2 separate regions of the Homo sapiens genome follow, and region 2 is linked to region 1. The links are chromatin contacts, found by Hi-C or POLR2A ChIA-PET in ENCODE. All regions are on one chromosome and are shown on one strand. The core of a region is the stretch at or near the end of the contact, and the rest is flanking DNA. Distances in the headings are between cores, read along the strand shown. Region 1 overlaps SVIL (supervillin). Region 2 holds the start of SVIL (supervillin).

Region 1 (5,324 bases), core at 805-3,304:
CATTTGAGCCGATGCTCAAACAATTTAAAGAGTAGGGAAAAGCCAAATAATTAGATCCTTTTCCCTCTGTGCTGGACCTGATGGGCCAGGTCTTATTGATATCACTAATGCATAATCCACAAATGGTATAAATATTTTTATCCATAAATATTAAATCCATAAATATTAAATCCATAAATATTTTTATCCATAAATATTAAATCCATAAATATTTTTTATTGTTATAAATTTGTTTTAGAGACAAGGTCTTCCTTTGTCACCAGGTCTGGAGTGCAGCGGCACAATCACGGTTCACTGCAGCCTCGAATTCCTGGGCTCAAGCGACAATCCTGCCTCGGCCTCCAGAGTAGCTAGGATGACAGGTGTGCATCACTGCGCCTGGTTAATTTTTAAAATTTTTATTTTGTAGAGACGAGGTCTTGCTATGCTGCTCAGGCTGGTTTTGAACTCCCGGGCTCAAGCAATTCTTCCATGTCAGCCTCCAGAGTAGCTAGGACTACACTTGTGCACCACTACACTAGGCTAATTTTTAAAATTTTTATTTGGTAGAGACAGGTGCTTGCTATGTTGCCCAGGGCAGTTTTGAACTCCTGGCCTCAAGCGATCCCCTGCCTCAGCCTCCCAAAGTGCTGGGATTACAGGCATGAGACAGCGCGCCTAGACAACAGTGTATTTTTAAGCAGAACATCAGCTTTGGTCCCAATTTGGCTACTCCCTTTGGGTATCTCGGTTCTCCCTCCTATATCTGTCACATCAGGAACTGGTCAGATGATCTCTAAGGGTCCTTCTTCCAAGCTTCCCGATTCCCATTAAATATTTGTTTTGGAGATGGGATGAGATATATTCTATGATAAAAGTTTTGTTATGCTAATAAGAAAACAAATTTTGTAGTACTTAAACAAGAATCCGGCGACATCTACGTATGTGTACATAATCACACCTTGTATTTGTCTATTCACTCAGTCAAATAACGGGAAGTAAGCCGTGAAGAAAGGAATCCCCCAAAGGAGGCAGGAGCTTCGAACTCTGGACCTGTCCCCTTCCTCAATCTCTTCCTTCTCCCCCCTTCATTTCTGTTTTCCTCTTTCTGCTAAGTGGCAGCAGATAAGATCTCAAGTGCTCAATCTCTAGAACTGGGGTAAGGCTGCCTTGTCAATCTCATGCAGATCCCTTTGGGTCAAGGTCTCATTTAGTCCTAACTCCTGTAATTCTCGAATGTTTAACAACACCCTGCATGCTACAAGAGCTAGTTCATGGGCTTGGACACGAAGTCGAAATTCCTTCAAGAGCTCTAATCCGCACCATTTCATACTATATAATGACTATGATTCATCTTTTCTCCAATTATTTTGAATGAGTCAGTTTTATCCTAATAAAATAATCTCACAAAATGAAATCATTAAAAGAAATTCATATTTGCATGCTGTATTTGAGCTTTCAAAGCATCAATAAATGAGACTTTCAAAAAGTAAGCATGCCAGCACTTTAATACCCAAATGAGAAGTCCTTCCAGTTCATGATCTTGTGGAACCAAGCACTCATCTCACTGATATTCTCCCTGTAAACTGGCCTCAGAACCAGCTTCTCTCACTTCACCTTCCACCCAGGCTGGCAGCTACTCCTCCTGAACATCCACCTTGTTAATCAGATTGGATTCAAATGATGAATTTTTAAAAGATCAAATTCATCTTCCTGAGTTGAGTTCATTAAAAGTCATGAGCTCTGGTCTTTGAAGACCTTCTCAAAAAGAAGCTCCCAAAAGTCTGGGGCAAGGACACCAGCACCTATGTCATCGGACGATTTCCCTGGTGGTTGCTTTGTGGCATCTAAAACTGACTTAGAAAAACACAAGCTGTGGCATCTGAGATCACCTCCTCGTCCATCTTATACTCTGCTGATCTGCACGGCGACCCCTAAGACACTGGGAATTGTTATTCCCATTCTGACGGACAAGGAACGTGGGTACATCCGGGTCAAGAATTCCATTGACTGAGGTCACACTGGATGTTAGTGGGCAGAGAGACGTGACTGCAGCCCTCGCCTGCCTGTGTGTAGCTTGTTTCACTTCGGTAGAACATTAGCTGACCGGACACATTTTTGCCACACCGTTTTAGGAAAGGCATAGGATTCTGGCTTTCTTATAAGGTTTTTCCCACCATGGGATGGCCTCCAAAGAATTCCTCCATTCCAAAACCCTGAAATTTTGCTTCTACATGTGCTGGCAGGGTTACCATTGGGGACTTCCGAAGACTACAGAGTAACCAGAATAATCTGGAAGAAACTGTGCTTCCGTGGAGCCCACCTGGCACTTGGAGCCAGCCCTCGGCTCCAGCCTACGGAGCACATGACGAATAACTTGAAAATAACACGCACTAAAACTTGAGTGTGTTCTTCCTGTCCCTTTAGATTTCCTCATTGGTGTCCACCACGCTGAGGAGGGAGGGAGATCTTCCCAAATGTGTCCCTTCCTCCTGTGAGCTCACAGCCCTCCGGCTCACCGCAGACCACCAGGCTCTGAGAGGGTCGAGGAGCCGACGTCTGGGCCTACGCAGGACATAAATTCCTGCCGGTGCAATTCAAACAACTGTCAGCGCTTCTAACAACTGCCAAGCCAAAGTGCTGTTTGCAGGACTGTGATGCTGGGAGCCTGGGCAGTGGCTAGGCCTGGGCTGTGTGAACCCAGAGAGAGGCACGACACTGGCCCGCTCACCCAACGCCTGGCCCAGGGCCACCGTGACAGGTGCCTGCCAGGACACCCGGGGAAACGGTGCCTCCTCTTCCATAGCCCACACTGTTCCAGCAGGGAATGCTGGCCTGAGAACCCTGCTTGTTGAGAACAAGGACATCAGGCTCAGAGCAGTCAGGGCTGGGTCAAACAGGAGACATGACAACCATGTGCCCCTAATATTAAATAAGATGTGTTTTCTCTCTCTTTTTCAGAATTTTCCCTTCATTTTAGAGAATTACAGGCACCCCATAGATCTCTGATAGGGATGAACAGCACACTTAAGTACTTATATTAGATCTTGGTTTTGGCTGGTTCACAAGTTGGAGAAGTGAATGAACTAAAGTGTCTTTTAAATGAGAGACAAATCACACTTTGGAAAAGGAGGGCCAGGCGTGGTGGCTCACACCTGTAATCCCAGCACTTTGGAAGGCTGAGGTGGGAGGATCGCTTGAGGCCAGGAGGTGGGAGACCAGCCTGGGCCGCAGAGCAAGACCCCGTCTCTACAAAAAAATAAAAATAAAAAATAAAAAGCCAGCTGAGCATGGTGGTGTGTGCCTGTAGTCCCAGCTACTTGGGAGGCTGAAGTGGGAGGATCATTTGAGTCCCAGGAGGTGGAGGCTGCAGTGAGCTATGATCGCACCACTGCACTCCAGCCTGGACAACAGTGCCAAGACCCTGTCTAGAAAAATAAAAGAAAAAAAGAAAAAGAAAAAGAAAAGGAGGGAGTAAAGGGGAACTGCCGCTCTATTCTTATTCCTACATAAATCTGGGGCCCTCTAGTGGCTGAAATCTCCCAGCTACAGGGTAAGAACCTGGAGTTTGTGGAGACAGGGAGACAGCCTCTGGCTGGGTGGGATACCGAAGGGTGGATGGTTGGGGCGGGGGCCGGCAGGCGGGAAACACAGGAGCCTCCAGCCGGTCCCTCTAGGGCAGAACACCATAGAGGCGTGAGGTGGATTCTGCAACAGTTCAGGGAGTTCCACTAAGTCCTTACATGCCACCAATTTGCCAAAGTGAAAGGATGGCTCTTTTTTTCTTTTCAATAGTCTTTTTCCCTAAATAAGAAAGCTCAGATGCCACTGTTTCTGACATTGTGGAAATAAGATTTCTAAAGGCCTAACATACTCTTTAAGCAATAGCAAAGGTTTTATCCCTAAATAACATAAGAATTATTTAATTCGCAATGTTTCTCAAAGAAGTTCCCAAACAGGGATAATTTAAACACACATCATTTGGACAGTCAGAAAATAGCAATTTTACTAATCCGGTGGGAAAAGTCGATTGCATCCTAAGTTTTTTGCTGGTTATGGTTCAAATTTGACATTCACAATGTCAGAAAAGATGAAAAAAAATTTTTTTAAGGCTGGGTGTGGTGATCACGTCTGCAATCCCAGCACGTTGGGAGGCCTAGACGGGTGGATCACTGGAGGTCAGGAGTTTGACACCAGCCTGGCCAATATGGTGAAACCTTGTCTCTACTAAAAATACAAAAATTAGCCAGGCATGGTAGTAAGTGCTTGTAATTCCAGCTACTTGGGAGGCTGAGGCAGGAGAATCGCTTGAACCCAGGAGGGGGAGGCTTCAGTGAGCCAAGATCGTGTCACTGCACTCCAGCGTGGGCTACAGAGTGAGACTCTTGTCTCAGAAAATAAACAAATAAATAAATAAATATAAAAATAACTTTTTAATATGTTTCCTTGAGCATCAAACATATTCTAAAAAAGGAGTGTATGGAGGTTTTCCTATAATTTCTTAGTTTCTATGCTTTTTGTCTACAAATGGGGATAATATTGCTTTCTTCTGGAGGCTGTCTTCAATATTAAATGAAAGCCGGGCGCAGTGGCTCACGCCTGTAATCCCAACACTTTGGGAGGCTGAGGCAGGCAGATCACCTGAGGTCAGGCATTCGACACCAGCGTAGCCAACATGGTGAAGCCCCGCCTCTACTAAAAATGCAAAAATTAGCTGGTTATGGTGGTGGGCTCCTGTGATCCCAGCTACTCAGGAGGGTGAGGCAGGAGAATCACTTGAACCTGGGAGGCGGAGGTTGTAGTGAGCCGCGATCGTGCCTCTGCACTCCAGCCTGGGTGACAGAGCGAGACTCCATCTCAAAAAACAAACAAACAGACAAAAATTAAATGAGAGATCATGTACAAAATGTGGAAGGCAGTCTGTGACGCTGGGTAGCACTGAGCACTGAGAACTTAATATAGTCAGGCCCTGGACAGGGGAGAGACTGACACAACAAGGCTGAAGAAGACAGACCTGCCCTCCTTAGTGGGGACAGGCATTTATAAAAAACGATGAAGGAAATCTGCAAATTCCAGACTCTATTTCTGAGACTCTGAAATGTGAACTTGGATGTGTAATTTGAAATATAAGCCCTGTTAAGAGCATGTGAACTGAGAAAATTCATGAAGAAAGAAGGTGTGTCTTTCTAACACTGCTGTCTAGCTGGGATTTCTGTCCTCTCACCGTATTCTCCTGGTTAGAGCACACGGGGTTGGCTGCTCTAACACTAATCTGAGCGCACCGCGGTCTCACCATGGACCAGGGGAGAGTTGGAGACGTGGCCCCTGGGTCAGCTCTATTCACT
Region 2 (4,963 bases), core at 1,837-4,336, 120 kb after region 1:
AGTCACAAATCAATGAAGCCCAGAACTGCTGGAAAGTTCTAGACCTACGGATACTCCCAGTCACAGCAAGGCACCCTGAGATCAGCGCTTTAACATAAAATTGCAATGAGTGTCCTAAAATCCCAGGCAGCTGCAGATTCAGGAGATGATTCCAAGGCTGCCTTTGTACCCTAACAATCACAAGGCTCCTAGCAGCTTACTCTCCATAACGCTCCATGTAGCCCGAGAGCCCTGCATGCTGGAGCTCACCAGACATCCTTATAAAAATCCCAAGGGCCCTTTCCTTTGGATGCAATTCCTCAACTGTAGAATATTAAATAACTCGCCGGGTGTGGTGGCTCATGCCTGTAATCCCAGAACTTTGGGAGGCCGAGCGCTGGTAGATCACCTGAGGTCAGGAGTTCAAGACCAACCTGGGCAACATGATGAAACCCTGTCTCTACTAAAAATACAAAAATTAGCTGGGCGCAGTGGCATATGCCTGTAATCCCAGCTAGTAGGGAGGCTGAGGCAGGAGAATCACTTCAGCCCAAGAGGTGGAGGTTGCAGTGAGCTGAGATTGTGTCATTGCACTCCAGCCTGGGCAACAGAGCAAGACTCCATCTCAAAAAAAAAAAAAAGAAAAAAGAAAAAAAGAATACTATATAACCCCAGGTGTTGCCAAAGATGTTCACTCTGAATTGAACTCCAAAGTCTTCCAGAAGTCTGTTTATCACAAAACAGTCTGTCTCCAAAGTAGAAGCAAAGATAAAGAACTGTTTGTTGAATGGCTGACTGATGTCCACTGCAAGCTGAGCGCATTAACCAAATTTCACTTGGAAGACTATGCATGTGGCAAAATTAAATGCACCAATAGTACTAAATAAAGGTAGGCAGGAAGGCACCTAATGTACTACAATAGCTTGTATAACATCAGCCTCATCCAGTGATCAAGGTGACCAAATAAATTATCTTTAACACACACACACACACACACACAGAGTATAGACTCCAAAGTTTCCATTGTAAGACAAATTCTCTGACACTAGTGCACACTTGATGCCCTGGATCCTCAAGACATCACCGGGTGCCGGGTGCAGGGGCTCACGCCTATAATCCCAGCACTTTGGGAGCCCAAGGTGGGCGGATCACGAGGTCAGGAGTTCAAGATCAGCCTGGCCAACATAGTGAAACCCCGTCTCTACTAAAAATACAAAAAAAAATTAGCTGGATATGGTGCCAGGTGCCTGTAATCCCAGTTACTTGGGAGGTTGAGGCAAGGAGAGTCACTTGAACCTGGGAGGTGGAGGTTGCAGTGAGCCGAGATCGTGCCACTGCACTCCAGCCTGGGTGACAGCACGAGACTCCATCTCAAAAAAAAAAAAAAAAAAAAAAGACATCACTGGTTTTGGTGAGAAGAGACAGCACACATCTGCCTGGCACTGGGCTGCTCTTCTTTGGAGACAGAGGGTACAATTTATATCCTGCAGTTTTACTCAACAGGGGATACCACCAGCAGTTTGGCCAGGGTAATGCTGTATGGGACTGTCCCCTACACCATGTAAATTGGGCATTTACAATTCTTAACCACATCCTCCCAAATGCCAGTGAGTCATTGAGAAAACCTGAAACACCCCCATGCATTTTCAAACGCCCCCTAGGGTTGCCACACTATCTCCGGTGAAGAACCCTCGCAGTATTCACCGATGAAGTTCTTCTCTATAAATACTCTGTTTTCCTACCTGGTAAAAATAATGACTGCCCGTACTTGTCCATCTGATGTGGTATAAAGAAATAATCTTTTTTTTTTTTCAAAGAAGCAACACGTCAAATAAGCCTTCTATGTTCTAGAGTTCACTGCTGTTTTTCAGCAGAAACAAATCACTGAGCTAAATTACAAAGAGACCATAGCAATCTCCAGGGCTTTAAAAGGCTGATGCAGTATTTTTTCTTGGAGAATTTAAAAATAAAATGCAGTTCAAACTCTAGAACCTACAGTGAGGTTTTTCTCATAAATTCTGGAACATCGCAAGTTCTAGAAATCAAGCCCTGAAGAATGAGAGTACCAAGGCAAAGAACCCTCAGAACAAAGATTATGCAAAAGGATCACTGGTGATTTTCTATTTTTACATGAATTATAATGGCAGTGAAATAAAACTTGCCCTTCTGAACTCCACCCCCATACTTGTGCTACGATTATTAAAGTACGTTGCATTGTGAATATACTTTAATTCCAAGACTTTAAGTGCTAACATTTAGACAGAATGTACTAAGTTATATTAATCAAATTTTTAGTATTAAACCTTTCTCTACCATAAAGTAAATCCTTTAAAAAAAAAAAAAAGTCCAATCCTTCTCAACCCAAGAAATATGCCCAAGGGTATCTACAGGAATGGCTGCAGTAACTGGCAAACGCTGGCAGGAATTTTCCAATGACTGAAGTCAACAAATCCTCAGGAAACATGCTCAGACAGATGGCACTTAAAAAAAAGCAAAAACAAAAACAACAAAAAAAAACCTACTGCATTTAGATTTATAGGAAGATTTTTCACTTACTTCAAATTTCTGTATAATCCTCGTTCCTCTAAGTTAAAGGGGGAAAGAAAATCACACTGCAATTCCTTATTTTTCTAATTTAAAAAACAAAACAAAACACGTTATACCCTCGAATCCAGCTTTTGATGTCTTCGAGTATTTTCTTGGAGTCTCTTTCCAATGAATACTACTTTCAAATTCTAAGCACAAAGTAAAATCCCAAAAGTTAGCCCAAATAGCGTTGTACAAAATCAAAGATCACGATGTCAGCAAGCAACTGCATCTATCAGAAGCGATGATGATTCAGAACAGGATAAATTTAGAATGGTGTTTTCCAAAAGGCTTTTTGGATGTCAAATTCAGGAAACAGGTAAAGGCTACATCCCAAAAGTTCCTCTCCAAAAAGAACGCCAAAATATTAATAAAAAGAGTCTTCTTTTTGAAGTTTTTCGTCCCCTAGTGTCCTCGAGGCTGAACTTCCCCAACCTGGCCTCGGTGGAGCCATCCATTACTGGGCAAATCCACATGAAACCTGAGGACACTTCAGCCTGGGGAGGACGCAGTCAGAGCAGTGAAGCAACTTCACATGGGACGGGCCTTTTATGGCCTGAACTCGAGAGCCTTGATACCAGCTCATCTACCAGAAATAGCCCTGGAAATTCAGAGGAGCCCATCAGCTGTTGCAGCAGGCCTGGCCAGCAGCTACTTCAAATGCAATTAGGTTGTCCACACTGTCTTTCAGCTTGTTGTATAGAGAAATTAAAAATACAACAGCAGTCTACTGAATAAGCTACAACAATACAGATTTGGATGAGCAAACATTTCTCTAACTTAGTTTTTTTAGGCTAAAAAAAGAGCACACAATCGTTGACAAAGCTCAGACACTGAACACCCCAAAAGTAAGTAACAGACATATATACAATGAATGCCCGAAAAGTAACTAACAGACATACACATCTATGAAACAGCATGATATAATGGCACATGTCTCTACAAGTTTACAAATTCTGTAACCTCTGTGGATTTCTTCCCACTTCCAATAACTGTAGAAAATGAATCATCAGAAGAAAGCATTGTGCTGGAAGTACTTTCTCGAAAATGACACAAATATTTTCTCTTAAAGCCAAAGTCAGTCCTCTGAACTGGCAAGATCTATCTTCCTATGGCTCTCAGGTAGCTCACCTCACTGAAAAACCAGATGAACCTAACCTAATGAAAAAAATATTAACTATGAAGCACAACCACTTCTTAAATGGCCATATGCATTTTTTTAAACATTAAAAGGCCACTGACATGTTGAATACACTCAAACAAATATCACAACCCTGTTTACAAAATACTTACAATTGTAGGTCTCTGTCCCTGTCGGTACCAAGAACAGAGAGTCTTAATTGTCTGCACCAACTTCAGTATAAACCACAAACCCCATAAGACTTGGGCTGGAGTACAGCAAAAGCTGTGTGCTGCGCGGGGCCTCCCAGTGGTATGCCTCTGGGTGTCAGGGTTCTCAGACCACCAGCTGCTTCGGCCAGCACAGGAGGCCTCTCAAAGCAGGATCTAAATTCCTGTTACTAATTAACCCTACAGAACAATGCCTCTCCCTAAGAGGACAGTCCTGAGGCCAGGTGAAAAGATGACAGGTATAATAATTAAACATTGGCTTCATGACTGTTTTGTGCTAGGGGTATTTGTCCCAGTCAACTGTTTTTTTTTTTTTTTACCCATCTCAAGATAACAAACAAACAAAATTTCATAGCATGGCTTTTGCATCCTAATCTCAGTCCTGACCCTGATCTTCTTTTCCCTTGGACCATATTGGCTTTTTCCTCATTTTAAAGTTTATTTGATCTTGTTTTACGTATTTTTATAAGCTGTGGTAAGCCCCTCCCTAGAGAAAAGTAGGGCAAAAATAAATAAAAACTTACATGAAACAGTTCACTATTTGGGTCTTCTCTGTAAAGAGAAGATAGGAGGAGAAAATGAATCACTGTTACCACAATAGTGCTATTTCCTTCCTAAAAAAAGATTCACTCCCACAAAATAAACATCAGTCTTTTGTGTGCCTCTTAAGTTTTTGCACACTGCTTCCCCATAGCAACCAAACTGTCCTAGATTAATACACTGGAGTCTAATAGGGTAAATCTCCTTCGTCACTTCTTTTATATATCCTTTCTGTCTTTGATTATTTAAATCCCAGTTAATTCTTCCTGTGCAATCCATTTACTTTCCTAATTTTTTTGCTATCTGCCTGGCTTAGAAGACTCATCATACTCACTTCTTTCCAATGATGATAATCATGAATTGGAAGAAAAATCAACACACAAAAGATGTCAATTGTCCCCAAACTGATCTACAGATTAACAAAATTCCTATCAAAATCTTGCAAGGTTTTTTTGTTTTGTTTTGTTTTGTTTTGTTTTTTTGAGACATGGTCTTGCTCTGTTGTCCA

The links. A loop is a pair of places that touch in the nucleus more often than their neighbours do. ChIA-PET counts read pairs that join two places held with the same protein, here RNA polymerase II (POLR2A). Pooled maps may share reads with other maps.
Region 2: a map of Right ventricle myocardium inferior shows a loop between it and region 1 (4-fold over the local background). The contact joins the promoter of SVIL here to the enhancer-like site in region 1. A Hi-C loop is called at or near these places in 2 of 168 maps with a recorded cell type or tissue (Right ventricle myocardium inferior and Right ventricle myocardium superior) and 5 of 50 pooled maps. POLR2A ChIA-PET finds 5 or more read pairs at or near these places in 2 of 52 experiments (PC-9 and activated CD4-positive, alpha-beta T cell).

Annotation. Positions count from the first base shown.
Region 1 is chr10:29,514,018-29,519,341 of GRCh38, forward strand. All of the region lies in intron 16 of SVIL (supervillin), which reads right to left. It overlaps LOC124902401 (a long non-coding RNA gene), which reads left to right. Exons shown (of 2, transcript XR_007062099.1): 2 at 964-3,262. Among named protein-coding and RNA genes, the nearest start is that of MIR604, 28 kb to the right of the region's middle. RefSeq lists an enhancer at 2,200-2,700. Within about 2 kb of position 2,055, at least 5 of the 41 ENCODE cell types and tissues checked have a DNase peak (open chromatin) inside an H3K27ac peak, as active enhancers do.
Region 2 is chr10:29,631,885-29,636,847 of GRCh38, forward strand. It overlaps SVIL (supervillin), which reads right to left and starts at 3,087. Exons shown (of 38, transcript NM_021738.3): 1 at 2,536-3,087. RefSeq lists a silencer at 2,896-3,190.